Linked DNA regions of Homo sapiens: regions 2, 3 and 4 are each linked to region 1. A link is a loop called in an ENCODE intact Hi-C map of the cell type or tissue named here. Cell type or tissue: endothelial cell of umbilical vein. All regions are shown on one strand. Region 1 has its middle 12 kb from the start of CAV1. Region 2 overlaps LOC105375463 (a long non-coding RNA gene). Region 3 overlaps CAV2-DT (CAV2 divergent transcript). Region 4 overlaps CAV2-DT (CAV2 divergent transcript).

Region 1 (8,000 bases):
ACCCACCATACTTCTTCTTTTTTATAGTCTCTTCTTGCTAATCCTAAATAAACTGAAATTTGTTTCCAATTTTTAAAATAAGAAAGTAACAATATAAATCACAGGCACTTGGATACCTGTACCATGAAGCTAGACTAGAGTCCAAAATTATTTTTGGAAAGTGAGTATGTGAAGAGTAGTTGCTGATGTTGGCATACATTTTCTTGTCAGTTCATCTGGAAAAACGACCAACCTATAATAATAAAGCAGGTGCTTGGCTTTTTAAAATGTTCTTTATAGTTTTCAGGAACTTTTAAAAATTCATCTTTTTGATAGTCATCCACATCCCATTAATTTATTTTGATGCCTCTCTTGGAAAGTTGTTGGAGTGTAGTGAAAAAAGCCCTGCCCTAGAAGTCAGGCAACTGGATTCCAGTCTCAGCATTGCCGTTATTGAGGTGTATCCCTTCATGCAAAGGGTTTAATCTTGGGTTCTCAGTTTTCTTATCGTTAATGAAAGAATTGAACTAAATGGTCTCTCAGGAGCTTCCTATCTCATTGTTTTCTGTGACTTCAGCAGGATGAAAACTTGGCTATGTATATGAAAACCAACCTAGCTGTCCAGTCCAAAAATATTTTTTTAAATCAGTGAATTTTCAATCAATTACAGGATAGGTGTGCTATAAATACAATAATTAATGCATGTACTTTTCACCCTTCTATTGATTGTGAGACTGTATTTGGCCTCAATTCATTAAAACAGAGATCCTAAGATTTTTATCAATGCTAAGTCTTTATTATTATGAATTTCTGAAAAAAATTATATCTTAATTAGAATTTGCGATTGAACCTTTAACAACATGGGGTTGAACTGCTCAGTCCACTTATACTCAGATTTTTTTTCAGTAAATACAGTTAGCCTTCCGTATCCACAGGTTCCTCATCCACCATCAAACTGGATCCAAAATAGAGTATTGCAAGATGCAAAACCCTCAGACAAGGAGGGCTGACTTTTCACCTCCTTGGGTTCTGCAGGGATGACGGGATTTAAGTATGCAAGGATTTTTATATCTGCAGGGGAATTCTAGAACCAATCCCTCAAGGGTACCGAGGAATGACTCTATTTCATTTTAAGATTTTCTGTCAAAATCACTGCTATGCCCCATAATCACTGCCATCTTTCTCTTTTGCCTGGCTATTTGCCACAGCCTCCTAACTGACCTCACTTCCTGCCTTCAATATGATCACCAATCCATTTTTCTCTTAAAAAAAACGTGATTATACCAAGACTACCCTGTCATTTCCTTGCTTAAAACTATCAATTGTATGTGATTGCCCTGAGAATAATATTCCAAGTTCTTGAGCAGCATATGCAAGGCCTTCGCCATCAACCCGTTGTCATCGTTAGCAACTCTTCTGTAGCTTTACTGAACAACCCGTGCTACTCCTGTGTACCCATGCCAGCATTGTTTTTCTTCTCATGCCTGCCTCACTCTTATCTGTTTCCAAAACTCTTCCACATTAAGTGCCTCTTCTGTGTCTACATCTAAAATGTTGTACAAATTCCTATTATCACCTGTCACGTTGTAAAAGTAACCCTGTTAACTAATACCATTAGACTGCTAGTTAGGTATTTGAGAACCAAAAACATCACTTCACGTTTGCTGGGATTCTGAAATGGTGCCCAGTGCTTAATGAGTTCCATCAATATTTTCTGTATGAATGATTATGTAAATAAATAACTGGAGAAAGCTTGGGATAATTGCAGAACTGAGAGTGGGAATTGCACAAAACTTCATAATTTCTTCTTTACAAAAGGGATTTGAAATGTACTGATTCTAATAAAAATTTCCTTCCCACCATTTTCTCACTCATGAATCATTAAGTTGAGAAAACAAAAACGTATATAAACCATTTTATATTTTATCGATTGGGGTAATGCCTGCCTTTAGTCTCCATTCTCGTATCTAAAATTTACTTTTAATTCTTCAGGGGTAGAAAGCCCTAGCATTTAGAAACTTGTCTGGAAACACACTTTCATGCTTTCTAGAATGTTGCTATTTCATCTACTATTCTATTCCTCACTTTGAAATTTATAACACTGAAAGATTGTTTCTTTGGGTTTTACATTTTAGAAAACACATTGTCTCATCTGAATCCCAGGACAAATTAAATAACATAATGGAGAAATCAAACAAATAATAGCTTAGTTTTTCTAGCTTGCAACTTTATCATTTTAGAATGTTTGTTTAAGATAACAAGTGCTTACAGAATTTTTACAGGGTTACATGTTACTTTAAGAAACTTAAAAAAATAGTAAGTAGAGCTGCAAAGAAAAATTACCACAATGAATGTAATTTATCACAAATCAGGATTTGGTACACTTCTTCCCTTCAAGTTGTGTATGTGTGCAGGGAAGACAGGGGAAGAAGTTGACAGAGGAGGAGTAAAGGATACAGGTATACTAGATAGTCAGTTTATATTTTTTAGGAATAAAAATAAGTTTGGCAACTATAATTTAACCATCCCAATTTCTTCTCCCTATTCACCCCAAAATAGCAAAATGAGCAAAATAAAGCACCCCTTGCTAAATTTTTAAGACATTTCTGTGCCCACTCTCCAGTTTCTTGCTTTGGATTGTACCTGAAATGCTGCCATTGGAACTTGACATCTTGATACTTTTTTAAGTGAAACACACCCTTGAGTGGGGTAACATTTCAATCTATTAGCAGTCATCTATTTACTTTAGGTGAACAAGTGATCTGAGAAAGGAGTGTTGAAAACTACATATGGGAACCAAGCATAAGAGCTCTGAGCACAATATGAGAGCACCATACACTGATTAAAAGAGATGTCACCAAAGAGAAAGCTGTGACAAAGGGAAACAAGAGGCTCCAATCACATGGCCTTCAGCCTTCCCAGTTTCGCTTTTGGACAACCCAAATCCCTAGTGAAAGGGGCATGGAATCTGAACAGGAGTGGAGGAAATTGAAGTCAGCTAAAGACTTTTCTTTTTATCCACAAAGGAAAGTTGCTTTTGTCTTACTGAATGAATAGGACCCTAGGAGTGGGCATGAGGGCTCTGCTGGAACCATGTGCCCTAAAGACAATGCCGAAGCGTGCAACTGAAAATGAAAATGAAACTGTAACTTGTGACCATCTATCTGTGTCTTCTTTCGCCTTGCCTCTCTGTGCTGTTGACTGTTGCGGCATGTCTGCGGCAAAGAAAGACCATGCTGCAGTCAGAGAAATCAGAGGACACCACTTCAACAATTAACCAAAAATAGGACAGGGACACCTATCTGCCTGTGCTTGGACGTATTAGGTCATTCAGCTCAGCTGTGTGACTGGAGAAATCATTTTGCCTTTATAGGAAAAGGTAGGGGTGTAGGATGATGAGAGAAAGGAAGAGACATGACTCAGAGTGGGAAACAGCACGTAGCCAAGGGCAAATATTTCTCTCAGACATAAATGGATCAGGAAGAGGTGAGAGCAGCAGGTCATCTTTGGAGCATTCTTTTCTTTCCTGCCTCCCAGTCACTTGTCACCGAGCACCAACCAGTAACAAAAGGGGAGAGAAGGGCAGTATGCAGGACCTGTTTCTCTAACTGACTGGCACATCGGTTCCAGCCAACTGCTGTCTCAGCTAACTAGGGCAGTGAAACAAGGAGTCATTTGGAAAGTTTCAGGGATGCACACTCCACATCGCAGGGAGGCAAGTGGTGAGGAATAACCACCACGCTTATTTTACTGAGGAGGAAACTGGTTGAAATTCTTTATGTATTATATGGCTGGGAGACCTCTGATCTCAGTACAAACAATAACAGGAGTATTTAGATTTGTCGAGCACTTATAATCTTCTGGGCATTTACTTAATCAGTACAATAACCCTACGATGGGAATGTTACTGTCATTCCCATTTTTCAGATAATGAAACTGATGCTGTGAAGTTAAAGAATTTGCCCTAGACCACAGTCAGGATGTGAGCCAAGAGAGCCTGACATCAGAGCCCACACTCCTAATCACTGTAGAGATGATTTTCTATTTCCTGAAAGAATGTGTCCATGGCTGTTCTTATGGCTTCCAGCCAAAATCTTCTTTTTTCATTCATCCACCTTTCCTACTCTGAGAAGCACCTTTTTTTCCATTCTCCCATCAATGGAGGCAGTTTCATGTCCTCAGTTGTAAGAGCTGTCCCAAGCTAGCACCTGGGCTTCATGTAACCTCCTCACTCGGCCTCCATCTAATCCCTGAACCCCTCCCCCAGCCCTGTATGCCGCTTTTCAGGGCACACCCTTTCTTTCTCCTTAGGATCTGAGCTCTAGACCTTACACTCCAGCTAAAGTCAGAAAAATAGTTCCCAAATGCCATTATTCTCATTTTTTGTAAATTTTGTAGCATTTTATTCCTTCACACAGACTTCCCTAATATGTATCAAAAGCCCAGTGATGATTTTTCTTCTCAATGCTAAACATCCTGACATGTAAAATATTAATAATTACAGCAATAATTTCAGTTTGGACTAAACATATTGTTTTCTAGACAGAATCCTTATTTTGTATTTTCTTCATTTTGTCGGAAATTTCTTGTCAGTTTGTACATCCTTTTATGTTATCCAATTTTATTGTCAGTTACTTTGTCTTGGAGATCCCAGGGAAAACCATATATGAATTTATTTTCTCCTATTGAATAATTTGCTCATTATAAATTTTATTTATTTTATTTTTTAGAGACAGGGTCTTGTTCTATCACCCAGGCTGGAGTGCAGTAGTGCAATCTCCTAGGTTCAAGTGATCCTCCCTCTTCAGCCTCCCCAGTTTCTAGGACTTCAGGTGCATACCATCGCACCCAGTTTCTACATATTTTCTCACAAAGTGACAGTGGTAAACTGATCAGTATCAAAGTCAAGAATTAGATTGAAAAAATGGGAAATCATGACACTAGAATACATAAAAAGAAGCATAAGATGCAACCAACCCTTTCTCTCCAGTTATCTGTAGCCTTTTTGGGGCAGACATAGGAATAGCACACATTATTCAGGGTTAGGTAACATAAACAAGATGAAAAGATCCCCACAGAATTTCTTGTCTATTCAATCAATTTCACATGTTGTATGTGCAGGGGCCACGCAGGGGATGGGATGGGTGGAGTGAGGGGCATGATGAAAGCACTGGAAATAAAACACCAAAAAATAATTTGTTATCATATAGAATAACCAAGTGAGCAATCAACTGAATCATTAATATACATTTTATTTAGACGAGGAAAATCCTATGATTATTACAATTTTTAAAATTAGATTGCTAAAAAAGTATCAGCATTGTTGGTATTATTTGTCCTGGAAGTGATTGAAGGGTCCTAGGAAAAAAAATAACTGTGTAAACTGATTTTTATTAAAACTATTTTTTTGGCCGGGCACGGTGGCTCAAGCCTGTAATCCCAGCACTTTGGGAGGCCGAGGTGGGCGGATCACGAGGTCAGGAGATCGAGACCTTCCTGGCCAAAACCGTGAAACCCCGTCTGTACTAAAAATACAAAAAGAAATTAGCCGGGCGTGGTGGCAGGCGCCTGTAGTCCCAGCTACTCGGAAGGCTGAGGCAGGAGAATGGCGTGAACCCAGGAGGCGGAGCTTGCAGTGAGCCAAGATCGCGCCACTGCACTCCAGCCTGGGTGACAGAGCGAGACTCCGTCTCAAAAAAAAAAAAAAAAAAAACAAAGACTATTTTTTTTTTTTTCTGAGGAAAAGAAATCCTATGTGGGGTTATCCTAAGCAACAATCTTATTTGACTAGGCACACACAAACACAAAAAACTGTGACCATCAGTATGTTCAAACAAGGGAAAATGGCAAATAGAAGATTGTAAAACAATTTTCCTGGAAGAACTTTGGCAATGATAAGCATTAATCTGGGGCAGATCAGATGTAGACCAGGCTCTATGATGTGTGATGAGCTAGGGATCTATTGATTTCCATGATTTTACGGTTCTTAGAGTTGAAGAAATATTCAGAATTGGAAAGGAAAATCCCTGAAGTCTGCAATGAAGTCTGCAGGGCATGGGACTCTCCAAAATGCAGGATAGGTTTGGGCTACTTTGAAGCAGCCCCTAAGAAATTGTTCTTTTTATGAAGTTAATAGATTGGTGCCACCTCAACTCTTGCTGTTCACCAATACCTTTTTGGTGTGGTCAATGAGATAACTTAATACAGCTCAAGCCCTTTCATAGCAAAAATAAATAAAAAATAATAATAATCCTGTCTACTGCCCAGTTTGTAATTCTTGATTTCACATTCCAAGAAGCCTTCAGTTTATAGAAATAGAAAGAACTGCCAGTTCCCTGCAAGCACCTTGGCCAACTTAGCCTGTAGGGTTCCCCCTTAAATGATGTATCCTTCAATTTGCTTACAAATATTTCTTTAATAGTATGTTCCTTCATTTTATTGAGTTGGGATTCCCTGTAAGTCATCCAGCCTGCAGTGCTGCTGCTCTTCCCATGATATAAAGTCTCCTTTTGTGTGTATTTGTGGAATTTTGTTCTCCATTCAGGGTTCTTACATAGGAGAGTGATATTTGCTGGCATAACTTCTGCATTTTTAAACATCTTCAGGTTTAAAGTTTTTATTTCCCCTACATTACTGTTTCTCAAAATAAAATGAGCATAGGAATCACCAGGGGATCTTGTTAAGATGCCAATTCAAATTCAGTAAATCTGGGATTGGTCCTGGGATTCTGCATTTCTAACAAGCTCCCTGGATGCTCAGGCTGCAAGTCCCTAGATCAAACTTTGAGTAGCAAGGATCTATCTAGTAAGTAGCTTGAGTAAGACACGGAAAGAGATGAAGATAAAGTAGCTACAGACAGACAAGAGAAGAAACTAACAGAGAGTTCATTTGTTTGGCTCTATGAGAAGATTCTACTGGCTGTCCAAAAACTAAATCCCCCACACCTGCTTTAAAACACATTCACATTCCCTCTGAAGTTAGCTGAGTTGCTTGAAGGCAAAACCAGCAGTGCAGAAATAAACCCCATTCTCCAGTATGCACAAAAGCTGATGTTGCAATTAAAGATTTGCCCTGGAATTAGTGAAAAAACAAACTCATCATATGATTACAAGAAAGTAAATTTCTGTATGAAGAGCAGATCACTTATGTGTATGTTCACCACATGAACCTACATCCACACACACACACACACACACACACACACATAGAAACACACACACCCACAGAGTCTTTAAAGACGGACTTTATTTTATGCTGTAAACCTAGACTTTGGGAGGCTGAAGTGGAGGGATTGCCTGAGTCCAGGAGTTCGAAACCAGCCTGGCAAAAATCCTGTCTCTACCAAAAATATAAAAATTAGCTGGGTCTGGTGGCACACACCTGTAGTCCCAGCTACTAGGGAGGCTGAGGATCACCTGAGCCTGGGAGGTGGAGGCTGCAGTCAGCCGTGAAGCATGCCACTGTACTCCAGCCTGGGCAAGAGAACGAGACTCTGTCTCAAAAAAAAAATATATGAAAAATCAACTTGCATACATATATATAATGTGTGTGTATATACAAGCACATATACATATATTATATATATATATATATACTTTTAAAAGAGTAAAATATTTTACTCTTTTAAAGCATCATTGCCTCAAAAGGAGTGGTTCAGAGATAAATTTTCCCCAGGTAAAACCAACTCCTGATAAGTAGTTTATTTACTAGGGAAAGGGCCAAAAGGAAAGAGAGTTTCCTTTGTTAAATAATGGAGCCCTGACTTAAAGCCAGATGGGTTACAACACAAAGGGCTTCTGTGGAGAACTACTCCCAAATATTTACATTAACTTAAGAAAAACATGGAAGTTTAATATCTCCTTATAATTTGGGGTAGTATTAAGGGGCTAAAGGCATTTTTATTCTTTATCATTTCATTATAATCAAAAAGGATTTTTAATTACTTACTTGTTAATAATAAAATCTATGTTTCCCTAATATGCTATTTAAAAGCTCACTAGTATGCTATAAAATGGTGCATT
Region 2 (8,000 bases), 180 kb before region 1:
TTACCATGGCAAAGCAGGAGAGAGAGAGAGACAGAGAGCACTAAAGGGGAAGTGCCACACACTTTTAAACAACCAGATCTTTTGAGAACACACTCACTATTACAAGAACAGCAAGGGGGAAATCGGCCCCCATGATTCAATCACTTCCCACCAGGCCATTCCCCAGACACATGCGGATTACAATTAGAGATGAGATTTGGGTGGGGACACAGAGCCAAACCATGTCATGCTCATTGACAATGCACCTGGCCACCCAAGAGCTCTGATAGAGATGTACAAGGAGATGAATGTTGTTTTCATGCCTGCTAACACAACACAATATCCATCCTGTAGCCCATAAATCAAGGAGTAATTTCTATTTTCAAGTTGCCTAATATAACAAATGCATTTTGTAAGGCTACAGTTGTCATACACAGTGATTCCTCCGATAGATCTGGATAAAGAAAACAGAAAATCTTCTGGAAAGGATTAATCATTCTAGATGCCACTAGGAACATTTGTGATTCATGGGAAGAGGTAAAAATATTAACATGAATGGGAGTTTAGACGAAGTTGATTCGAATCCCCACGGAAAACTAACTTAGAAGGGTTCAAGACTTCAGAGGAGGGAGTAACTGCAGCTGTGGTAGAAACAGCAAGAAACTACAATTAAAAGTGAAGCCTGAACATGTGACTGAATTGCTGCAATCTCATGATAAAACTTGAATAGATTGGGAATCTCTTCTTACGGACGAGCAAAGTGTTTTCTTGAGATCAAATCTATTCCTGGTGAAGATGCTATGAACAGTGTTGAAATGACAACAAAAGATTTAGACCATTGCATAAACTTAGTTGTTAAAGTAGCAGCAGGATTTCAGACAATTTCCTCCCATTTTGAAAGAAGTTCTACTGTGAGTATAATGCCATCAAACGGCATCACGTGCTACAGAGAAATTCTTTGTGAAAGGAAGATTCAATTGATACAGTAAACTTCAGTGCTGTCTTACTTTAAGTAATTGTCACAGCCACCCAACCTTCAGCAGCCCCCACCCTGGTTAGCTGCCATCAACACTGAGGCAAGTCCCTCTACCAGCAAAAAGAATATGACTCACTGAAGATTCAGATGATCACGAGCATTTTTCAGTAATAAACAATTTTTACACTAAGATATGTCCATGTTTTTTAAGACATAATGCTATTTTACACTGAACAGACTACAGTATAAACATATAACTTTTATACGCACTGGGAAATCAAAAACGTGTGTGGCTCACTTTATTGTGGTAGTCTGGAACAGAACTCACAACATCTCCAAGGTATGCCTGTATTTCATTTAGGTGAAGATATGAAAGCGGCAGTTGAATATACAAATCTGTAATTCATGGGACTGCTCAGTGTTGGAGATCTAATTTGGGTTCATCCATCTATAGGTATATTTAAAAAGCTGAGGCCTGAATAAAGATACCTAGGGAACACAGGTAGAGAGAGCACACAAAGCCTGACCTGCAGCATTCCAGTGTTTAGAGGTCAAGAAATAAGATAGAGTAGTGGACTAGTGGCCAAGTAATAAACTGGGTCAAAGATGAAGAATGAAGAATGCCAGTGGATTTTGCCATGTGGGGGTTTTAAGGGACCTCGATAAGAGAGCTTTTAGTACAGTTGTTAGGACAAGACAGGCCTAGAGTTTAGTCTTAAAAGGGAACAGAGAAATGACGTGGTTGTTGGAGGAGACCATAGAGACAAAGAAGGTTCATTTATTCATTTTTATGTTTAAGACAGGAGATAACTGTCCTATGTTGTATGATGATGGAAATGGCCCAGTAGAGACAGAAACATTGATGGTTTCTATTTTTTCCATCTTGTTTGGTTTGGTCTTTCAGAATTTAATACCTAATGAATGACTTTTTTTAACTTTTATTTTAGTTTCAGGGATACATGTGCAGGTTGGTTCTATAGATAAATTGCATGTTGCGGGGGTTTGGTGTACATATTATTTTGTCACCCAGGTAAAAGCATAGTACCCGATATGCAGTTTTTCAATCTTCACCCTTCACCCACCCTCCACGCTCAAGCAGGCCCCAGTGTCTATTGTTCTCTTCTTTGTATCCATGTGTACTCAATCTTTAGCTCCCAATTATAAGTAAGAACATGCAGTGTTTGGTTTTCTGTTTCTGCATTAATTCATTTATGATAATGGCCTCCAGCTCCATCCATGTTGCTGCAAAGGACATGTTCTCATTATTTTTTTATGACTGCGTAGTATTTCATGGTGTATATGTACCACATTTTCTTTATCCAGTCTACTGTTGATGGGCATTTAGGTTGATTTCATGTCTTTGCTATTGTGAATAGTGCTGCAACGAACATACGTGTGCATGTCACTTTATGATAGAATGATTTATATTCCTTTGGGTGTATACGCAGTAATGAGACTGCTGGGTCAAGTGGTAATTCTTCTTTGAGTTCTTTAAGAAATCTCCAGACTGCTTTCCACAATGGCTGAACTAACTTACATTCCAACCAGCAGTGTATAAGCGTCCCTTTCCTCCGCAGCCTCGCCAGCATCTGTTATTTTTTGACTTTTTAATAATGGCCTGAATGACACATTTGAATTAATTAGTTTGACAAGAGTTTTAAAATATCAAACACACTTTCCCACAGTGTTCATTTTGTTTATATTTGCTTATCTCAGTAAATTGTTAACATGTAGAAATGAAAGCTTAAATGTATAATGAGCCATATCTCTGCATTTATTCAAAGACTTTAGGGGTCAAATTTGCTTATTAAACTGTGTGACAACCAGTTCTGTTTTTGAAATGTTTAAAATTTATCTTAATGTCCACTTTAGGTTCTAAATAATTGAGATAGGCTATCTATAAACCCTGCATTCACCAGATAATGGCCTCAGTATATCCTGCACTTGGCCAGGAATTGACATTCAGTCTATAATTATTTACTTACGGAAGATTTATGTTTTATAAGTAAAAACAGAGAGTATTGGTTTTAGAAATATATGATGTAGTTAAGAAAATCCAAGAAAAGCATTAATTAATAATAGAAAAAATCACTCACAGTTATTGAAAGCATCCCGCATGATGGGCGCTGTGCTGCAATCTACGTTCATGCTCTCATTTACTCCCCTCAGCAATTCTCTCTGGTGGTGGCCACTATGATTCTATTTTACAGACCAGGAAGTTGAGTCATTACAGGGGGCAAGTGACTTGCTGAACGGTACACAGCTGGGAAGTGGTGTGGCTGGAATTTGAGGTCATGCTTTCCATAGTCATAGTACACGACCGCTCAAGCAGGCTAGCATATGGATGGAAGGAAGAGAATGCTTCCTTTTCATACCAATGTCTTTATGTATGAAAAGCAAAGTTATGTTGATCGTATTAGGAATCAGGGTGAGTAATTTCTATTTTACCATGGAAATGATGAATTAACAAATTATTTTAATGTAGCAAAATTCCTCTACTGAAAGAATTAGACAAAACTCCACCATATATTCACTGTGCATTTGGAAGGAGGAGGCCAGAAACTGAAAACTCCAAAAGCAATTTTATGAGGCAGACAGAATTCCTTTGGGACTTCATATTAAGCTATTTTCAGTAGGGAGTACAAATATTTTGTTGAAAATGCTAAGAAACGCCTTTAAAACATTTCCTAATAGGGTCATAGTGGCTTGTTGTAAAGAACAGAAACCAATTTGCCCCATGCCTGACATATTGTTCAGTATTTACTATTAATTTTGTTCTAACAAAAGCCTACCTCAGATCAATAAATATAAATGTTGTAAAAAATAAATTTGATAAAGATTACATTTTTTCATTTGATGTAAAAGTACTTTTCACACTTTTTGGTAATTCATTAGGATGGTGATTTCATTTTAAGATTAGCTTTCCCTTTCCTTTTGTGTTACCTGTATTGAAAACTGGCTATTACCATATGTACTTCTTTACATTTTCTGCAGCATGTAATTAAGAGCTAAACTTATATATTTGTTGCCCTTTTTCACCTAATGAAGATAATTCCAAGGTTTGTAGAGAGAAATAAGAAACCATTCAAACCACTTGTGTTATTTTGTTTGTTGCTTTGTTTTTGAGACGGAGTCTCACTCTGTCACCCAGGCTGGAGAATAGTGGCGCAACCTTGGCTCACTGCAACCACTGCCTCCCAGGTTCAAGCGATTCTCCTGCCTCAGCCTCCTAAGTAGCTGGGACTTCAGGAGCCCACTGTCACACCTAGCTAATTTTTGTATTTTTAGTAGAGACAGAGTTTCACCATGTTGGCCAGGCTGGTCTCGAACTCCCGACCTTAGGTGATCTGCCCGCCTCGGCCTCCCAAAGTGCTGGGATTACAGGCATGAGCCACCACACCCAGCCACATTCAAACCACTTCTGAGGACTCTCCTATACTCTGGGTACTTAACTATGAAGTCTAAAGTTGTGGGATGTATAAACCAGCTATAAAGCTAGACAGGCTGACTCTAAAGCAAAGGGTAACATTCTCCACCTTCTGTTTTCTCTGGCTGTCCTTCCCTCTGGAGTGTCCTCCTTATACCTATAGGGATGTCTAGTGTCTGCTATCACAATTTGCTAATTGAATAGGCTCGATATCAGTCATTTCCACCTTAGTGAAAATTAAAACTGCTGTGTATTCTCTCCCTCCCTAAAGTAATTTTATTTTAGGCCTTGTTTATAATGTGACATGGGAAGCATTTCCTCTCCCACCTCCTTTAAATATATTTTGAATATCAGGGATTAAGTAGAAAAGATATTAGTGAAGATAGACTAGCCTTGAGAAGCTTAGTTATGCACCTCAGATAACACAAATCCGTGCATAGCTAGTCCCAAAGTAAAGCACAATAAATTGCATGAAATAATCAATGAATCTGAGGTGCTTGAATAATAGAGTCTTAGAACTGGTTGGTACCTAAGGATTTGTTGTACTCTTCCCTCCCACCCAATGCAGTAATCTTCTCTGTAAGAGCAGTAACAGATGGTCAAGAACTTGTACCACTATTTTGGTTTTTCTTATTAAAATGGCTAGATTTCAGAACTTCTTGGCAAGCTGCTATTCAAATGCAGAAATGCATCTGCTTAGAAACTCAAAAATAAACATGTTTTCCAAAGGAATCAAGTATGTTCTATAAAATCCTGGCCTGTTCATAGGATGTGGTAAGCATGAATTTCATTACAAGTTAATTCTACCATGATGGTAGTGAGCTTCTTTGTTCCAAACTAAGAAGTGTTGAGTGTGATTGGTGATGGTTGGAACTAAGGGGAGGGAGCTGAGAACTGACAGATGTATGCTCAAATCCTGGATGTGTCCTGGCATCAAATTTCAGAAAGTTAAGAAATAATGTTTTGTAAGGCAGTTTCATCTCATAATTTTAAGTTACTGTATTCATTCTACATGAAATCCATCATTAAACTCAGATACCATATCCAGTAGAGTAAATCAGGACCAAATACAGCCTGTAATACGCAGAGCCAGTGAGGCTGGGCAGCTTCTGTCTGAGTTCCAGACTCACTGGCACTCAGCTAAGGATTCCAGACACTCAAACTTAGCAAGAAATAGGACAAGAAGCATGGAGCATGACTTAATATTAGTCTGTGTGCATTTCTATGTGGAGCAATACATTTGCAATGCTTCTTAAAATGTAATGATGCCACAGTTTTATTTTTACATACAGTTATTAACTTTCAAATATATTCAGCAGATGATATGACTGCACATATTGGGATTTGGTATATATAACCTTTCAGTCCTTTTGACAGAGAGTGATAACATTGATAATCTCCATATGGCTTAATGTTTCTTTGCTCTCCCTCCTTTCGGAAATTCTCTGTGCCTCGTTAAATGGAGAAGATTCCATTAATATTCAATGATACATGAACAAGCAATTAAAATAATTTCTATTCTAATCTGGAAATAGAAAGTATTTTCTATGTAGCATTATACAAATGCTATATTTATGAGCTATGTGGGTACTATAGGCAGAGATCAGTTTCAAAAATGAGCAATTACACTGTGCCACATTATAGACTGATTTGAACCACATAAATTTCATGTTTAAGACTCACTTTGATTATGTTGCGTATTTTACCATTTTAGAGAGGTTTCCTTGTGATCCTAATTCTAACTCAAAATAACCTGTTTTCACTTTTTGCCTATCCTTCCAACAATCTCTTCCCAACAAACCACCACCACCACCACCAAAAAAAAAAAAAAAAAAAAAAAAAAAAGCTTCACAAAGGTTTTTGGAATTCAAATGGGTCTTACAAAACTTTTGGATAATTCAAGTGTAAACTAATCAGAAACACATGGGATTGAATTCCCTTTGAGATTTACAATCAGGGTGAAAGGACTTGGCAAACTGTAATGGTTTAACAACAAAAGAAATCAAGAATTTTCAGCCTCACAAGCCTCTACATTTCCTCTCAATTCATTTATATTTAAAAGGGAAGCATATGCTAGAGGCTAGAGTTTGGAAAACTGCCTGGTTATCTGATCTAGTGTTCTGCATCAGCACCTCATCCACCACCCATCACCTTAAGTTTATCTTCTCAACCTGCATGATTTTGAGTGAAAGGGGAGCCAGAAGTGAGATGTATGATCATCCTACTAATAGTTCACATCTGTTCTGAGATTCTGATTGCTGTGAAAATTCTTGTGATAGAAAAATAATTTGTTAAATTCCCTCTTAAAACCTGAAGCAAAAATTATCAGGCTTCTATTTTTATAATACAAACAATTTTCTTCCAGAAACATTCTGATCTGTGTACTCATTATTTTCTAAAGTACATATTTACTTCACATCAGGCATACAATGGTGGACAAAACAGCTGCCTTTCTTCCCCGTATGGAGCTTACAGTATAGTGAATATTTCATGGGACTAGTATCTACAGAAGGTGTTTTGGGAAGCACAGCTTTGGAGAGAGTAATTTGCCAACATTGCACAGAATAAAGGCACCATGAGGGCCCAAGGAAGGAAAAGATTTGCAGCTGTCTTGGTAAGAACTGATGATAAGTGGAATCACACAAGAGATGGTTTAGATATAAAATCAGCAGGATTTGGTAGCTGCTTGACTTTGGGAATCAAAGATGAATTTCACTAGAAAGATAGTTGCGCTGATACAAAGAAAATACAAGAAGCTTGGGAAACACAATTGAGTTTAGGCTGCATATTTGTTTTATGTGCTGTATAGCAAATTACCACAAACCTAGCAATATAAAACAATATGCCTTTACTCTGTCACAGTTTCTGTGGGTCAGCAGTCTGGGTATGGCTTAGCTAAGCTCTCTGCTCAGAAGCTCACAAGCTGTAATCAAGGTTGCATTCTACATTCTCATCTGGAAGCTGCATTCTCATATGGAGGCTTGACTGGGGAAGATCCACTTTTCCAAGTTTTTCAGGTTTTTTGAGAATTTGTGTATTTGTGGTTGTATGACTGAGGGTCTTAGCCTTTTATTGGTTGCGGCTAAGGCAAACTTTAAGCCCTAAAGGGAGGTCCTTGCTGCCTGGGCCTCCCTATAGGCAGTTCATAACATGGCCATTTGCTTTTTCAAGGCCAATGGGAGAATCTCTAGTTGCAGTGTGCTAAGAGAGTCTTGTATACTTAAGGCAGTGACAATCCACCATCTTTGGCATACAATATACACTCATCAAAAGAGTGAAATCCTGCCTTTGCATATTGTATTGGTCAGAAGCAAGTCACGGGCTCTGCCTACATTCAAGAAGAGAGAATTAAACAAGAACGAGGATGCATTGGGGGTCACCTTAGTGTATGTCGGCTCTAAGTTTGGATGTGTTGTGTTTGAGGTGTTAGAAGAGCCTTTGGTGAACAAGTCATCCACGGTTATAAACTGGACAATGTACATCTAGAATGTTTTTTTCCTTTGTGAACTTCTGATAGCAATTAGGGTTAAATGGCTATTTCCTTATAATATTTCTTTATCCAGTTTGTGCTGATTACATTTATAAAATAAAGAGAAGTAAACCTTATATATGAAAACA
Region 3 (8,000 bases), 69 kb before region 1:
ATCAAGTGTTGTTTATACATGAAATCATGTAATCTTAGAGTTGGAAGACCTTAAAGGTCATGTAGTACAATGTTCAGACCAACGCATGAGGCCACACTCTCCACAATGTCCTGCTTCTTTTAAAAGTCTTTCTATTTATTCATCCAGTGAATATTTGTAGATTACCAACAATGCACAGGGTGCTGGAGATACATGATACGTGATATGTTCTCTGTCTTCATGAAACTTACTTTAAAAAATTGATAGATGACTAGCAATTTAGACTGCTGTTTCTCTCCTACCACCGCCGACCCCCTTTCCTTAACATCAAAAAATACAAACCAACCTACTAGCCAAATATGTCAAAATATGTCTTGGAACAATGTCCACTGGCCTTCTGGGAGTAGCATGAATTCTATTCATAGCCTAGTCTATTCCCCATGACCTCAGCCACTTCTCAATGTTCAGCCCTTATCTCTCCCTGACTCTCTCTCTTATGATTTTTTAAAACTCACTGCACCTACCAGAAATAATAATAATGATTAAAGGGCCTCTACTCATAAATTCAAATGCCTAGTTGTTTTAGTAATACTAGCTTACACTTACATAGTACTTTCCATGAACCAGGCACTTTCTGAAGCACTTGATATGTGTTCACTCCTTGAATTTTCATAAAAACATTGTGAAGTAGGCACTCATTTTAGTCTTCATTTTACAAATGAATATACTGAGGCATGTAAAATCAAACGCCATACTTGTCAAAGGTAAGCTAGAATTGCATTGTGACACTATTAGTTAAAGAGTAATTAAGAGTAATGCAATGAAATCCTGTAAGAATCTTAGTATCTTATAGTGTCTAAATAAATATGTAAATAAATGCAGTTTTGTGTAATCACAAATTGTGGTACACTTTTTAGATGCTCGAGACTGATTTTTGTTTTGGATAAATCCAGGTCTGCATTGCCCAATATGGAAGCCACTAGCCATACATGACATACAAATCTTAATTAATTAAAAATTAATAAATTTAAAATTCAGTTCCTCTGTCAAATTAGCTACATTATAGAATGTGCAATAGCCAATAGCCACATGTGGCTAGTGGCTAGAGTATTGGGCAGCACAAATACTGAATGTCTCTATCATCACAGAAAGTTCTGTTGGACAACACTGATCTAGATGGTGATGAAAATGGCAAAAACCCTATCTATGAGAGAGAATGATGTATTGAAGGCCAGACTGAAGCCCTTGGGTTAGCTCCTGCCCTCCTTGACTCATGAGCAAAATGGATTAGGCAAATGCTTTATTTTCTTGTTCTTCCTCCTTTTTTATCACACAAATATCAAAAATTCATCATTAGCAAAATTGAAAATGCAAAGAAGTAAAATGAAAAACAAGTCATAAATTCTCCTAAGTTAGGTGATGCTACTTTGAAGTAGAAATCCACTTCTAAATAGAAGGTAATTAGTGATTAATTTTTGTTTAATTTTTCCTCTGAGTCTTTCAATAGCTAATAATGGACCTACTGTGATCTCACAATAATCTACTACATTTTACATATTAATATGCTTACTCAATAAGTAATTACCAAGAATTTCTTTAAATTAAAAAAAGAAAACTGAATTAACAGAAACAGGTACTCTACCCAGAGGGGAGAAGCGTAACACTTTAGTGTAGACTAACTCATTTCAACTATTAGGAAACCCAGGGAATCCCATCCTTTTACAAAAATATTTTCATACTCCCTTTAAAGAGCAGAGTGGGAAAATGTTGAGGAAATGAGGCCTTCCTGTTTCTGCCACATGTGTTTAATTATCCAGCTGCAGCTCCAAAATAAGTAAGATCGGAAAATTCTTTCAGATCTCCGTGTAGCTGAATATCAAAGGAAATTTGGGTGATTCTAAAACTATTGTACTTCTGGTTCGTGTTGGAATTATGAGAGTTCTCCTGTTTTTGTCTCTAAATATAGAGTTCAGTGATTTGAACCTATGGAATCTCCCTGCAGTCTTTTTTCTTTTATATGACGACTATATAATAAGTGAAGAGCATTTTGAAGAGGGCAAGTTCACTTTTTTTAGTTGAGGCCAAAGGCCACAGTAAAATCTTTGTTCTTTTACTTTTATTTCTAACTATGCCTAATTTTTTTAGTATTCTCTGAAATTTTATTAAATTCTTTTTATAAATATCTTTCTGGATCTTTTAAAACTTTTTTTCTTCAACATCTAAGAAAAAACATGTCACAATAATATTGTGATGCTTGCCTTTGCTGGGCAAAATATGTTTTTCAGACGTTAATCTTTATTACAAATATAGATCTGAAGGAGCTTTAGGCAGTCAGTTCAGTCTAACCTGTTTCCAAACAGGTCTGATGAAGCCTGAGCTGGTGATGCCACCAAGGCAGATTTTATGATAGGGAGAAAGTGCAATATTTGAAGGGTAGAAAACAGCAAGAAAGTGATTCTGTGCGCTGAGCTTCAGGACTCTGACCACTATGCTTCCTCACGGATGGGTCACTTCTTTTTTTCTTTTTTTTTTTTTTTTTGAGACGGAGTCTCGCTCTGTCGCCCAGGCCGGAGTGCAGTGGCGCGATCTCGGCTCACTGCAAGCTCCGCCTCCAGGGTTCACGCCATTCCCCTGCCTCAGCCTCCGGAGTAGCTGGGACTACAGGCGGCCGCCATCATGCCCAGCTATTTTTTAGCAGAGACTGGCTTTCACCGTGTTAGCCAGGATGGTCTCTATCTCCTGACCTCGCGATCCGCCCGCCTCGGCCTTCCAGAGTGCTGGGATTACAGGCGTGAGCCATCGCACCCGGCCCGGATGGGTCACTTCTTTAGGAAAGAAAACCTCTACTCCACTGTTAAATGTAAGAGCTCAGAAACCATTGAAATACTTTTTATATAATGTTAAGGAGTACAAGAAAGTGTAATGGTAGAGGAACAGTCAATGCAAAAAGTAAAATCAATACATGCCAATAAAAAATGTGAAACCTTCTAAAGGAAAGAATATATACATTTGCCCAAGAAATTCTTCTATTTAGAATAAACAATTTTAAAACATGGATATGCATATTTAGTATGAGACATTAACATGTAAATTATCTTTAAATAGTTTTTTATTATATTGTTAAAAGAGTAAAGAATGTGTGTTGGGGTCCTAGGTGTGGAAAGTGATGCTGAGCCAGAATTAGGAAGATACTCTGTTATTGAGAAGCTGGGAATTTGAAAGGAAGTTTGGTATCTGAGAGAGGTGAAGGAGGGAGGGGGCATAAACATTTTTCCACAAACACTCCCAGATCAGGAATTTGTGTGACTAAGGCATGATGCATAACTGAAATCTAAAAAGGTGTGACTAATGCCTGTGTAATTTTTTGTGGTGCATTTCTGTTCATGAAAGTAAAACAATGCCTTTTCCAAGTTTTAGTATTTGGAAAGCTTCCCATAGGGAGTATCAAAAATACATATTCTTCCACTACCTTTACTCTTCCACAATTAATTCTGGCTTCACTCCTCACCTATTGTGGGACTGTGAACCAGTGACCTAGCTTCTCCATGTTGCTTTTCCCACGTGTAAAATTGAGATATTAATAGTACATATGACATAAAGTTGTTATAAGTTGTTATAAATGAGGTAAAGATTAAATAAAATACTAATTGAATCTAAAACATAAAGTTGTTATAAAGATTAAGTGAGATAGTGCAAATAAAGTGCTTAGCACAGCGCCTGGAACATAGTGAAGTCTGCAATAAGTGGAAGTCATTCAAACTATTAGGGTCTTTAAAACCACAGGGATATTTCACAGGAACAAAGCAGTGATCTATATAGTATGTCATATGAATGGGAAAAATAGCCAATGTGACAAAAGAAGATACACATCAGTGTCTGTTGAATTAAGGCTCTGGTTGGTGATAATTCTATACCTGTGGATTTCCGAAGACCAGCTGAACAAACACAATTCCCAATAAATATACTTGTCTGCCTTACGAGGCAGCATTCTGTCGAACTGTGCTATCCAATAGAGCTTTCTCTGATGATGGAAATATTCTATTACTCTCTACCCAGTACAGTAGCCTCTTGCCACATGTCATAACTGAGTACTTGGAATATGGTTAGTATAACTGAGGGACTGAACTTTTATTTTAAATTTAGATAGCCATATGTGGCTGTGGCTGCCATTTTGGACAGCACAGCTATAGAAAGATACAAATAAACAGCATACATAAGTCATAAGTCATATATTTAAAACAACTTCTCTTTTCCTCACTCTACATTATGCCAAAGCCAAAAGACAAGTTTAAGTACCTTGCATCATCCTTTTATTATGGCACACTAGAATACTCAGCGTAGGTATATGCTGAAGGGGCAAAGAGCAAGGACATTCCAGTAGCATAGCACATCTAGAACCCAGATCTCAGTTTCAAAGTACCATTATTCACTAAGAGTACACATGAATTTTTGGAGACGTGGCTGATTCCGAGTTGGAGATGAAGAATACAAAGTCAAAAAACAAAAACAAAACAAAACATGATGCAGTTACACAAAGAAATTTCAATATTTGTTTGCATTTTTGAAAGATATTAAAGGTTGTCCAATCGTTGCCTACAGCAACACTTCTTAAAATTCCATTTATCCCATTCCTTTCCATATCTCCCGCACCCTGCATCTGTCTTAAATATCAGACTCTCCCCCTTTTCCTCTCAATTCCCACTAAATTCAGTCTCCAAACAAAATTTGTATAGCTCCTCACCTCTCTCCATTCTTTTGCTTTCTCCTCAAGTCTTTCTTTTTTCCCCCTTGAATAAATCTTTCTAGTGCAGATACCCCTTCCTTGCTTCTCCTTTCCCCATTCTCTGATTTTATGGCACAGAAAGCAAGGAACCAAGATGGCAGATTCAACATATCTCTTAGAAATTACAAAGACCAAGCTAACAAATTCAGATTTCTCTTATAGACGTGGTCAGAGGGAGAAAGTATGGAAGTACTTGTAACTTAATTTTTTCTTTCTACTTATTTTTGAGTCCTAAGCACATGTATTATATACTATTTTCTGAGACCCTTTCTAATGTCATCTAACCAAGTTTCTGAAAGCACCACACACAGTTAATCCTATACATGCAATTATTTGTTGACTATATAATATTATAAGTAAAATTACTTCCTGCCAAAAATATATCCTCATTTCAGATAGCAAGTTCCCTGTTAGAATGAGGTATGTATTTCCTTTCCAAGCATTATTATACAAAAATAGAAATACACCTAGAGGAATAACACATTAAACAACTATCAAACGTTAACATTCAACATATCTGTTTCTGCCCTGGCAGGTTCCTGGCATCAGACAATGCCTGGAATGGAACTATTCCTAAAAGTGGAAGGGCTGATGGCATTGTACCATCGTAGGTACAATGCACGCCATGGGGTGTAGCTGGGAAGGGTGTGTTTGGGGTGGAAGCAAAAATCATAAGGTCACCCGAATGCTAGTTGAGGGGTAAGACACACGAAGAGTAAGCAAGATGCCCCCAAAATTCCATTTCACGGTATTGCCTCTAGTCGTCCTTATCCATTCATCAAATAATTAAGGTATGAACAATATATAATTAAATAATTTTGGCAAAAGGTGAGTTTCTGTTATTATACAAAGGCTTAACTAATAATGTGAGTCTTAAGGTTTCATACTATGAAATGCTAGAAAACATAACAGACGTTCTCACACCTTTCTCAGTTTCTATCTTGGTGCCTCTATTAATACACGAAAATAATGTGCTTCCCCTTTACAGCCATGAAAATCATATTGAAAATGATGCATACTAAACAAAAAGATACTGTGTCCTTGAAGAATCAGGCCATAAACAAGACTTCTTTTGGCATTCACTAGAAAAATCTCAAACTCATGAGGACCTTTTTCCAAGGCCATCTTTTAAGTAACGCAAATTTGGAAATACATGAGAGGAAATAATTTGTTAACCAGCTGTCTTTCTTAAACATCTCATTAAACAAATTAATCCATACCAAAGGGGCTACCATACAAGGTCATAAATGAAACAAGTCTTGCATATTTGTCACTAGGGCAAAAGATACAAAAGAGATAAAATTCTGGGAACAAACTATGCTGTTTAAACTCTCACAAACACTTTCTAATTAAAATTTGGAATAGAACGGAAATCAACAGTACTCAGTCATTTCTTTACATCAACTATATTTAGAATAGGACAAATAATGAAAGATTTAATAATGTTCATATGGAATGCATTGAGATCAGGCAGCTTGGAGAGGTTGGCTTTATAGACAAAAATACTCTATGATTCCACTTATATGAGGTACCTAAAGGAGTCAATTTATAGAAACAGAAAGCAGAATGGTGGTCTCCAGAGGCTGGGAGGAAACGTGAATGGGGAGTTGTTTAATGGGTATAGAGTTCGTCTTGGAAGATGAAAGGAGTTCTGGAGATTGGTTGCACAACAATATGAATATACTTAACTCTACTGAATTGTACATTTAAAAATGGTTAAGATGGCAACTGTTCTATTATGTGTATTTTACCACAATTAAATTTCTTTAAAAGAGAGAAAAAATACCTCAGTTGTTTCCTGTAATATTCAGATAGAATTCTGGAGGAAAGATCGTCTAAGTCCTAGTTATGTTAGATCCTTCAAGATCCTGTCCCTCCTTACGTCTCCCTCTGATGACGTCTCCCTTCAGCACTGACACTCTGTACTGCTAGCTGTACTGGAAAGTTCCTAGATGGCAGTTTTTTTCTCAAACTCTGACTCCCAGAACATTTTCTACTTTTTCCCCTGGGAGATGATGGGGGATTTACCCTGAAGCTAAGGAAGCTAAGACAGCAGGGCACTTCACCACCATTCTCTTCCAAAGCCATGTACTTAATTTTTTTCATTTTATTTTAAACCACTCCCTCTCTCCCCACATACACAAAAAATTTGTATAAGCTTCAGACCCCACTAAACTTGCATCCACCTCTGCCAAGGTGTCTTATATATATAGTAGGATATCCCTTCCTCCAGGACATAAGCATCCTGTCCCAAACCCCCTTTTGGTGATGTGTGTATTGTCACATTGTTTACGTATTGTCACAGACACTGGATTGTACTTACCAGCCTTCCAAACCAAGCTGTGTGTGTTTTCTAAGGAAAGGGATTTTATTTGTCTCTCTACTTCAGTTCCTGAAACATAGTACAGGATAAGTGTACAAGAATTGATTTAAGTCAGTTCACGAACTGACTTAAGAAAGCTGGCAGAAGAGTCAGGACTAAAATCGAGTCTTTAAGTTATGGGTACGCAAAGGCAGACAGAGTGGTATAATGGCCATTGGAGACTCAGAAGAGGGAGGGTAAGAGGAGGGCGAGGGAAGAAAATTACATATTGATTACCACATACACTGTTCAGGTGGCAGGTACACTAAAATCTCAGATTTCACCACTATACAATTCATCCATGTAACCAAAAATCACTTGTTCCCCAAAAGCTATCAAAATTTTAAAACTCTTTTTAAATAATTAATATAATAATAATAATAAAATCGAGTCTTTAGTATTTCCCCTACCCCTAACTCATCTTTTCTTCTTTGCCTAGTTAGGGGCACACAAACTTCCCTCTTAGAAATATAGGGATTTGCTTGCTATGCAAAGTAAACATTAAACAGGTTTAACTAGACAGCTCAAGTTTTATGAAACTAATCTTTATGTCAAGACACTGAAGGCAACTTAATAAAAACAGGGATTTAGATATGAATAAACTATATACAAACTTGACGTCCTACTTGAAGAAAAAGTAAAAGTTGGGCTCAGTATTTCTGTCTGCATACTGTGCAAACAATTCCTAAAATACAAATCATACCTCTAAAGTGAAATAAGGAAAAGTTCCTCATACTGAAAAGCTCCCTCAGAATGCATTTTAGATCCTCAAAAACTTAAGGACAAGTTCATATGTAGGTATTTCTGTGTGCTTACACAGGATTAATACTTTTGAATCATTAACAAGTCAAATTAGTAAGAATAAAAATAAACAAT
Region 4 (8,000 bases), 87 kb before region 1:
TATTCACAAATAAGTAGAGTACTTAAATAAATGTCAGAGTTAAAATGGTGACTTAACTAATACTTTTTGTAAACTTGAGAGTAATTCCTCACCATCTTGAATGAAGATATTTTGTGTATCTTGATTATGTGGCAAGACTTGGTTGTCTTTTTCATCTGCCTGACCCTAATCCCACTCCTGATCTTCAGTAAAATAGATTAAAGAGAAAGAGACTCTGTTAGTATAATATACGTGCAAATGAAGGTGTTAATCACATTAAACATGTATCTACTCATGTAATAGTCATTCTCTGAGTAGCATCAATGCCTGGATTACTCCCCCTGCTCTCCTCCTACGTTTTTGGATCTCTCTTAAAGGAGTAGAATTATATTTTGCAGGTCCTGCATATACCTGCAGGGGACCTTAGGGTGACGTGTAAAACAGATCTTTCTCTTGTAAACATTGCTGCCCTGTAGCGTAATATAGGATTATTGTTATATGTTACTAATAAGTTTACATTCTAGTCTACCAAATGATGGGGAATGGGGATAGTATATTTTACTACAGTTAACATTCATAATTAGTTTACATACAAATTAACTGAACAAATTAAATTATATATGCAATTACAAATATATCTGGTAAAAATTCTGGTTCTTGTTTGGTCTTCCAGTGTGCTTTCAGCAAAAACTGCTAATATGCCTCAAGCCACAAGCCATATGAGGCCAAATAAAACTATTTTTTAAATACACTCCCCAGCTGATTCTAATTGCCCAATTCATTTGTGTTTCTTTCCACAAACCATTTCTGCAGCCTATCAGTAGGATTGCCTGATTGATCATTCCCAGAGATTTGGGCAGAGTGCAACTAGGATGCCTATTATCCCTGGCAACAAATAACCATGTTAAAAACAAATGTTCTCCACAGCAGATGCAGCTGTGGAGAACATACAAACTCACAGAAAGAATATGGGCAAATAAAAAAGACATTTGCAAAGAAAAAAGATTTCAAAAGCTAACATAACTCCCCCAGTGCCTGGCACATTTATAGGTACCCATGAAAAGAATATAATCACCATGTTCAAACAAGAAAGCTAAACTGAACTGTTCACATTCAACAGTGACATAGGCAGATAAGAAATGTACCATCAGCAGGGAATAAATAATGTTACCCAAAATGACACCTAAAGAGCAAAGGATCTAGAGAGGTGTCATGAAATTTTCCAAAATAAAATCTCAAACTAAATCAACTTAATTATTAAACAATGTAAATTTGAAATGGGGGTAGAGTGAAGAGGAAGAATTGAAAAATCAAACAAAGAAAACTATCAGTTGAGCTTTCCCTATGACAATGAGAGTAACTGTCAATCGATAACAATGACTATGACCGTAAGTATAACCATCAAAACATATTTAATAAGAGGATTGAAGGTGGTAGACATTTCCCATATTTATTCATTAGCATTCCATCACAGAGAAATCAGCTACCTTTTGGTATATGTGCTAGATTAGTTCAATCAATGATTATTAGCATATGTTTTAATGTCCAAAACCTAAGAGCTGTTGCTGTGCCAAAGAAATCAGGGTGTAGACAAAAGAAATGCAAGGAATCCAGCCTCACCTTTTAAAGTTTTCATGAGACACAGCTTCATGAAGAAAACACTTGTGTATTAATACAAGAAGTTTAACTCAAGAGTGTGTGGGTAGCATATCAAGCAATCAAAGGTAGCTGAGCACAGGAAATGGAAAGAAACAACATAAATGCAGAAAGAATTCAGGCATTGACTACACACCGGCCCGTGAAACTGGCTGCTCCCTTTTCTATCAGATCCTACTCGGTCTGTCATTGGATGGGCAGTTAGTAGAACCAGGGACTAGACAGGAGTTAAGCACCTTATGCATCCCCTTTTCTCTCCACCAACTGCATCTATTATCAAAATACAAACTACTCCCCACCGCCCCCAAAAAAGTGCACTTCAGTTGAAAGTAGTACTCTGGTGGCACAGAGAATGGTATTTCCAATGTCTTTTTCTCAGATTGTTTATGTATTTGCACAGAGTGTTAGCTAAGTCCCTTTATTATTTTTTGCATCACAGCTTCCCTCCATGTTTATTTCTCTGGTTTACACCAGCAGTGTAGTGTTATTTCTCCAAACAAAGGAAATGTGCCAAAGTATAATTTTATAGTGGTCTCCACTAGCCTCCTTCTTTGCCCCCTACCATTTCAGGCTGCTCAGTTCTAGTTTTCCCCACAGGGAAACTTAGTCAAGGATTTTGCATAATAGTTGGGAACTTGTCAAGGATTTTGCATAATAGTTGACATTTTGTGTGTTATGCCTGGCACTATGCTAAAGGTTTCTTATGCATTATCTTATTTGGTCAGTAAAACAACTTTATGAGATATGTTTTTCTATTATCCGCATCTCTAAGATGGGGAAATTAAAGCTTAGAGAGATTAATTCACTGACCAAAGGTGAGCAGAGCTGGATCTGAGCTAGAAGAGGCTAACTCTAAAACCCACACTCTTTTTTTTTTTTTTTTTTTTTGAGACAGAGTCTCACTCTGTCGCCCAGGCTGGAATGCAGTGGTGAGATCTCGGCTCACTGCAACCTCTGCCTCCTGGGTTCAAGTGATGCTCCTGCCTCAGCATCCCAAGTAGCTGGTACTACAGTCATACACGCCACCATGCCTGGCTAATTTTTGTATTTTTAGTAGAAGCGGGGTTTCACCATGTTGCTCAGGCTGGTCTCGAACACCTGACCTTGTGATCCACTCGACTCTGCCTCCCAAAGTGTTGGGATTACAGGTGTGAGCCACTGTGCCCAGCCTTTTTTTTTTTTTTTTTTTTTGAGAGAGAGTCTCACTCTGTCACCCAGGCTGGAGTGCAGTGTCACGATCTTCACTCTGCAACCTCCGCCTTCTAGGTTCAAGCGATTCTCCTTCCTCAACCTCCTGAGTAGCTGGGATTGCAGGTGCACACCATCATGGCCGGCTAATTTTTGTATTTTTAGTAGAGACGGGGTTTTGCCATATTGGCCAGGCTGGTCTTGAACTCCTGACCTCAGGTGATCCATCCACCTAGGCCTCCCAAAGTGCTGGGATTACAGGCATGAGCCGCCATGCCCAGCCTAAACCCCCCATTTGTAGCCACTTCAATATATCTGCTGTCTTTTAAGAAAATGTCAAATCTGTCTAAATTGCCTTTTGAAAAATGAGAAACAACAACAACAACAAAAAAAAAACGAGCAGAAGGCACATTCTCTCATCCTGACTCCCTCCCCACACAACCCACGTGGAAAAGACCTTTACTTATAATTTTATATGAAAGTGACTAATGTACCAAGCTCAGTGCACTTTAAGAGACTCTTTCACTTTTTAAAAAAAGAATTGTGAGCAAAGACTATATTCTCAACAAATACTGTCTTTCTACATCAATTAAGGGATTGCAAGTTTGCATATAGAGAAAATAGGTCTGTACTCTCATTTATGGAATTTAGTCTGGCATTTTTGAGGTAACCATTCATTAGGAACAAAGTTTTGTTTTACAGCTTTATTAAGATAGTACTGATATACAATAAATTATACATACTTAAAGTATAAAGTTTGGAAATTTTTGACATGTTTACTCTGTGAAAACATTACCTACTCAAAATAATAGACATTTCTATACTTCCTAAAGTTTTCCTTTATCTTTGTTATATTTATGTCCCACTCCCCACCCCTTCCCCAGGAACTACTGATCGGCTTTCTGAGACTGCATATTAGGTTTCATGTCACAGATGTTTATATGAATGACATCATGTAGTATATACTCTTTTCCTTCTGGCTTCTTTCACTCAGCATAAATATTTAAGATTCATCTGTGTTGCAGTATGTATCAATGGTTCACTTTTATTGTTGTATAGTATTTCATTGTGGGAATATGTCACAGTTTGTTTTATCCATCCACCAGTTGATGAATATGTGGGTTGTTTCCAGGTTTTGACTTTTAAAGTAGAGCAGCTGTAAGTTTTGGTCTGAATATGTGGTATATCTAGGAATAGAATGACTGGATCATATAGCAAGTCTATGGTCAACGATTTACAAGCTGCCAAGTTATTTTCCAAAGTGATTATTGTACATTTCCACCAACGGTGTGTGAGAAGTGTGTAGAATAACCTTGCTTTTCTCAAATTATGATCAAGAGTTAGTACCTGGCTCCTCAGGGAAAAGAAATGAAAATCCTGGATCATAGTCCCTTATGGACCTTTTGTCTTCATTAGAAAATTATGTAATAAATATATCAAGCAAGGTCTCCTGGAATGAAAATTTTATGACACCACATGAAGATAAAAAACATGTTTTGAATAAATTAAATAATTAGCTAATTGTTTTGGAGATCCTTGACTAAGACATGGAAATACCTCTTCAGAATTGCTCAGGTCTTCTGAGGATGCATCTGCATATGACACTAGGGCGAGGATGTGTGACTCAGAAATTCCACTCACTGGAAGTCAAGGCATATTTTTTTTTTTTTCTAGCTGGGCTTAAAGCCAATGTCACCATAACTTTAATGGACTCAGTGTAGCTGTGAGTTGTATTATCTCAGGAGTATAATCATAAAGATAAGTTGAAAACAGCATTCCAGGAGATTGCCAACACTCTATTATAAAGTAAATAAATACAGATGGGGCACTACACTGAAAATGTGGCATGAAGTTGCCATCCACGGCAGAGGTCAACATTTGGACCTGATAAATGAAGCCAAGTCATAGATAAGAAAAAAATATCTAGGACCAAAAGAACAAATATTTAAGAGTGGAGCCCTCAGAAAAAGAAAGAATCATCCATAGGAATAAAAGAAAAAGAAAGGTAAGGAGTCTTCTGGCATAGAAACGGCAGCATTTAGGATGAACTGTCCTCAAGACTATCTCCAATGCTGTTCCTTCTTCATGACTGAATCCCCTACACTTGCTGTCTCATCTCCCTAGGGTCAGCTGGACCTGTTGGACTTGAGGTGTCAATTTGGATGTTTAATTTTGATTTAAACTCAATTTTAGATACTTTTCTCTTTTGAGATCTTCATATTTAATCCATTATTCAAACTCGTGTAGCTAATGAAATGATGGGGGAGAATAGAAGCCTTAGTTTTACATATACGATCAGTATGATGGTGATTTTTTTTCCTGTATAAATTCTATGTAAAAGAAACCTGGTTTGAACCCCCCCCCAAATTAGAGTTACTTCCTAATGATTTTTAATGTAATCTGATTTTTTTTTCGGGCTTCTTTCTTGTGCTTGTTTTTCAGACATATGAAGGAGGGTCTTTTCATATTAAATTGTTTTCCTGGCAGCACCTGAACCAAAGGATCAGACTTAAAATAAGTCTTTTTCCAATGTTATGTTGAAATTGGATACGACATTTCTCACAAAACTTCTAAGTCAAACAGTGATGAGAAACTACTGCCTAAAAGGTACCTATTTAAGACAGAGACTATATATAGGTTTTTTAGAAGTTCTTGTTCTTCTCCCTCTGCAAAGCACCACACATATCCATGTTTCATTTATAAATAGATTTGAAAATTACTTTCGTGCACCTGCATTAACCATTTTCTGTTCTGTATGATGAAATACAGTCCTTGGGAAGATTTTTCCTGGGTCATGGTTTAAAAAAAAAGAGAATGCTGAAGACTATGACTAAAATTCCTTTGTTAAAGCCCAAAGTCAATCAAATCTATTTCCATCCTTAGCAACATGTGGTTCCATTAAAGTTAATCACTTTTCTATTTCGGTGTATAGGCATTAATTCCCTACTTTAAGGAGTTTAATAGTTGAAGAAAAAAAGTACAATTCCAGAAATAAGTACTCTCATGAACATTTGCAGAATATTTGTCTTGTCCGAGATGTTTCAGAAACAAATAAATGAAATGTAGGAAACAAGATATGGGCATGATGCACTATTTCCTTGAAAGAATGCATTGGCCATTTGTCATGTGGGGACTTAATACCTTTTATTGTATTATATTCTTCTATAAAGGTATTCTTCTAGACATCAAGCATGAGAGTTTCCAGAAGCCATTTTTTTGCTATGTTCTTTAGTTTGTGTTCTCTAATACAACTCCAAGAACCATACCGGAGAACCAAACAGAGTGGTTCTGGCCAGGGCTCACTCTTTCTCTGTTTCTCTCTCCTGTCATCTCTATTTCAACAATATCTCTTAGCTTTGCTTCTCTTTGGGTGCAGCATTATTCTCTTCTACTGCAAATAAGAAGATTCCTCCAGGTGTCCAGAAAGATGGTCACCAGTGGCCCTAGGCAAACATTATTTGAACAACAAGATGTACTCAATTAGATTATTTATTTTTGCCTACACAGTTTATACAAGTTACAGATAAAATAGTACAAAGTTGTATTTGCTATTATTTTCTCTTTCTAAAACCTTCCCTCTACCTTTAGTTGTGTTCATTTTCTTATTTCTAATATTATACTATGTACTTGTACTGTCTTTTTTATCTTGACCAATCCACAGATTCTGTATTTTACCAAAAACAATTTGTACATTTACTAAGTTTCCACTTTCTCCTACTTTTTATTCTTAACAATTCAAGTTTTTTCTTTTCCTCCTACACATTTGGTATGAATGCTTAGCGTTTTTTCCCCCAATATATTCTCTTTTCTAACAAATGCACTTAAGGCTAAAATTTTCCCTCTGCCTACAGCTTTGGCCACATTTCACATATTGTAATGTACTGTTTTCTCATTGTTCACTTATAATATTTATTATTCATTTTTATTTACTCTTTAGCCAACAGTTTTCTAAATAAGTCTTTTAAAGTTTCCATAAAAAGATATTTTAGTTGTATTTTAATTGTTAATTTTTTTATTTAATGTATTATGTTAAAAATATTTTATTATTATTATTATTATACTTTAAGTTTTAGGGTACATGTGCACAATGTGCAGGTTAGTTACATATGTATACATGTGCCATGCTGGTGTGCTGCACCCATTAACTCGTCATTTAGCATTAGGTATATCTCCTAATGCTATTCCTCCCCCCTCCCCCCACCCCACAACAGTCCCCAGAGTGTGATGTTCCCCTTCCTGTGTGTAAAAATATATATATATATAAAAAAAACAGTGGGAACAGATAGCAAAGACAGAAAAAACATTTTTTTAAAAGAAAAATATGTGTAGCATATATGACATATTCTTTAGAATTTGCTACAAATTCAAATTTCCTACCTGGTTAATTTAATTTGGAAAGTTTGAAAAATACATATATTCTCTTTTTCTTAGAGATATCTAATCAAACTTGTTCTTTTAAAAAAATTTATAGCAATTCTTATTTTTGTTTACTCAAATAATTGAATTTTGAAAAGCATAGTAATACTTTACATTCGATTGTAGTTGTTACTTGTTTCTTGTATTCTATCAATCTTTGCATTATATATTTAAAATTTAAGTTTAATGACTGTCATTATTTTGGTGGATTATGCTTCTTTTTTATCAATAATTACCCTAGGTTAAGTTAAAATATTCCTTAGATTATATTTTAACTGATAATATTGCTACACTTTATTTTGTTACTTTTTTTTTTTTTTTTTTGAGACGGAGTCTAGCTCTGTCACCCAGGCTGGAGTGCAGTGGCTTGATCTCGGCTCACTGCAACCTCTGCCTCCCGGGTTCAAGTGATTCTCCAGCCTCAGCCTCCCGGGTAGCTGGGATTACAGGCGCCCACCGCCACACCTGGCTAATTTTTGTATTTTTAGTAGAGGTGGGGTTTCACCATGTTGGCCAGGCTGCTCTCGAACTCTTGACCTCAGGTGATTCGCCTGCCTCAGCCTCCCAAAGTGCTGGGATTACAGGCGTGAGCCACCGCACCCAGCTTATTTTGTTATTCTTGATTGATAAGTATTTTGACTCTCATACATGTTTACTTTTTGACATATTTTCTTTCTTAGAATTTCTTGGTCTTATTTTATTAATATGCTATCTCTTGAGTGTTTTCAGGGATATTAATGATATATATTTTTTAAGTATTC

What was found. Hi-C counts contacts between places; a loop is a spot of excess contacts. Peaks named below come from ENCODE experiments on the same cell type or tissue, not always from the same donor. Only the 100,000 strongest peaks of a DNase experiment are listed, where the experiment ranks them.
Region 2: it touches region 1 in a loop (3-fold over the local background); 10 of 110 quality-filtered maps call a loop at or near these places.
Region 3: a loop joins it to region 1, with 4 times the contacts of the local background. A loop is called at or near these places in 31 of 110 quality-filtered maps.
Region 4: it touches region 1 in a loop (5-fold over the local background); 12 of 110 quality-filtered maps call a loop at or near these places.

Annotation. Positions count from the first base shown.
Region 1 is chr7:116,508,770-116,516,769 of GRCh38, forward strand. No RefSeq gene overlaps it. Among named protein-coding and RNA genes, the nearest start is that of CAV1, 12 kb to the right of the region's middle. RefSeq lists enhancers at 3,035-3,414, 3,425-3,474. In endothelial cell of umbilical vein, no CTCF peak of the experiment used is centred here; DNase peaks (open chromatin) are centred at 1,622, 3,462 and 7,792; H3K4me3 peaks cover 1,090 bases; H3K27ac peaks cover 4,392 bases.
Region 2 is chr7:116,324,781-116,332,780 of GRCh38, forward strand. The region is part of intron 6 of LOC105375463 (a long non-coding RNA gene); the gene reads left to right. Among named protein-coding and RNA genes, the nearest start is that of TES, 120 kb to the left of the region's middle. RefSeq lists an enhancer at 3,075-3,369. In endothelial cell of umbilical vein, no CTCF peak of the experiment used is centred here; DNase peaks (open chromatin) are centred at 951, 2,621 and 3,231; H3K4me3 peaks cover 2,718 bases; H3K27ac peaks cover 4,488 bases.
Region 3 is chr7:116,439,951-116,447,950 of GRCh38, forward strand. All of the region lies in intron 1 of CAV2-DT (CAV2 divergent transcript), which reads right to left. Among named protein-coding and RNA genes, the nearest start is that of CAV2-DT, 56 kb to the right of the region's middle. RefSeq lists an enhancer at 2,528-3,727. In endothelial cell of umbilical vein, no CTCF peak of the experiment used is centred here; DNase peaks (open chromatin) are centred at 1,771 and 3,351; H3K27ac peaks cover 3,417 bases.
Region 4 is chr7:116,422,057-116,430,056 of GRCh38, forward strand. The region is part of intron 1 of CAV2-DT (CAV2 divergent transcript); the gene reads right to left. Among named protein-coding and RNA genes, the nearest start is that of CAV2-DT, 73 kb to the right of the region's middle. In endothelial cell of umbilical vein, no CTCF peak of the experiment used is centred here; a DNase peak (open chromatin) is centred at 4,485; H3K27ac peaks cover 1,835 bases.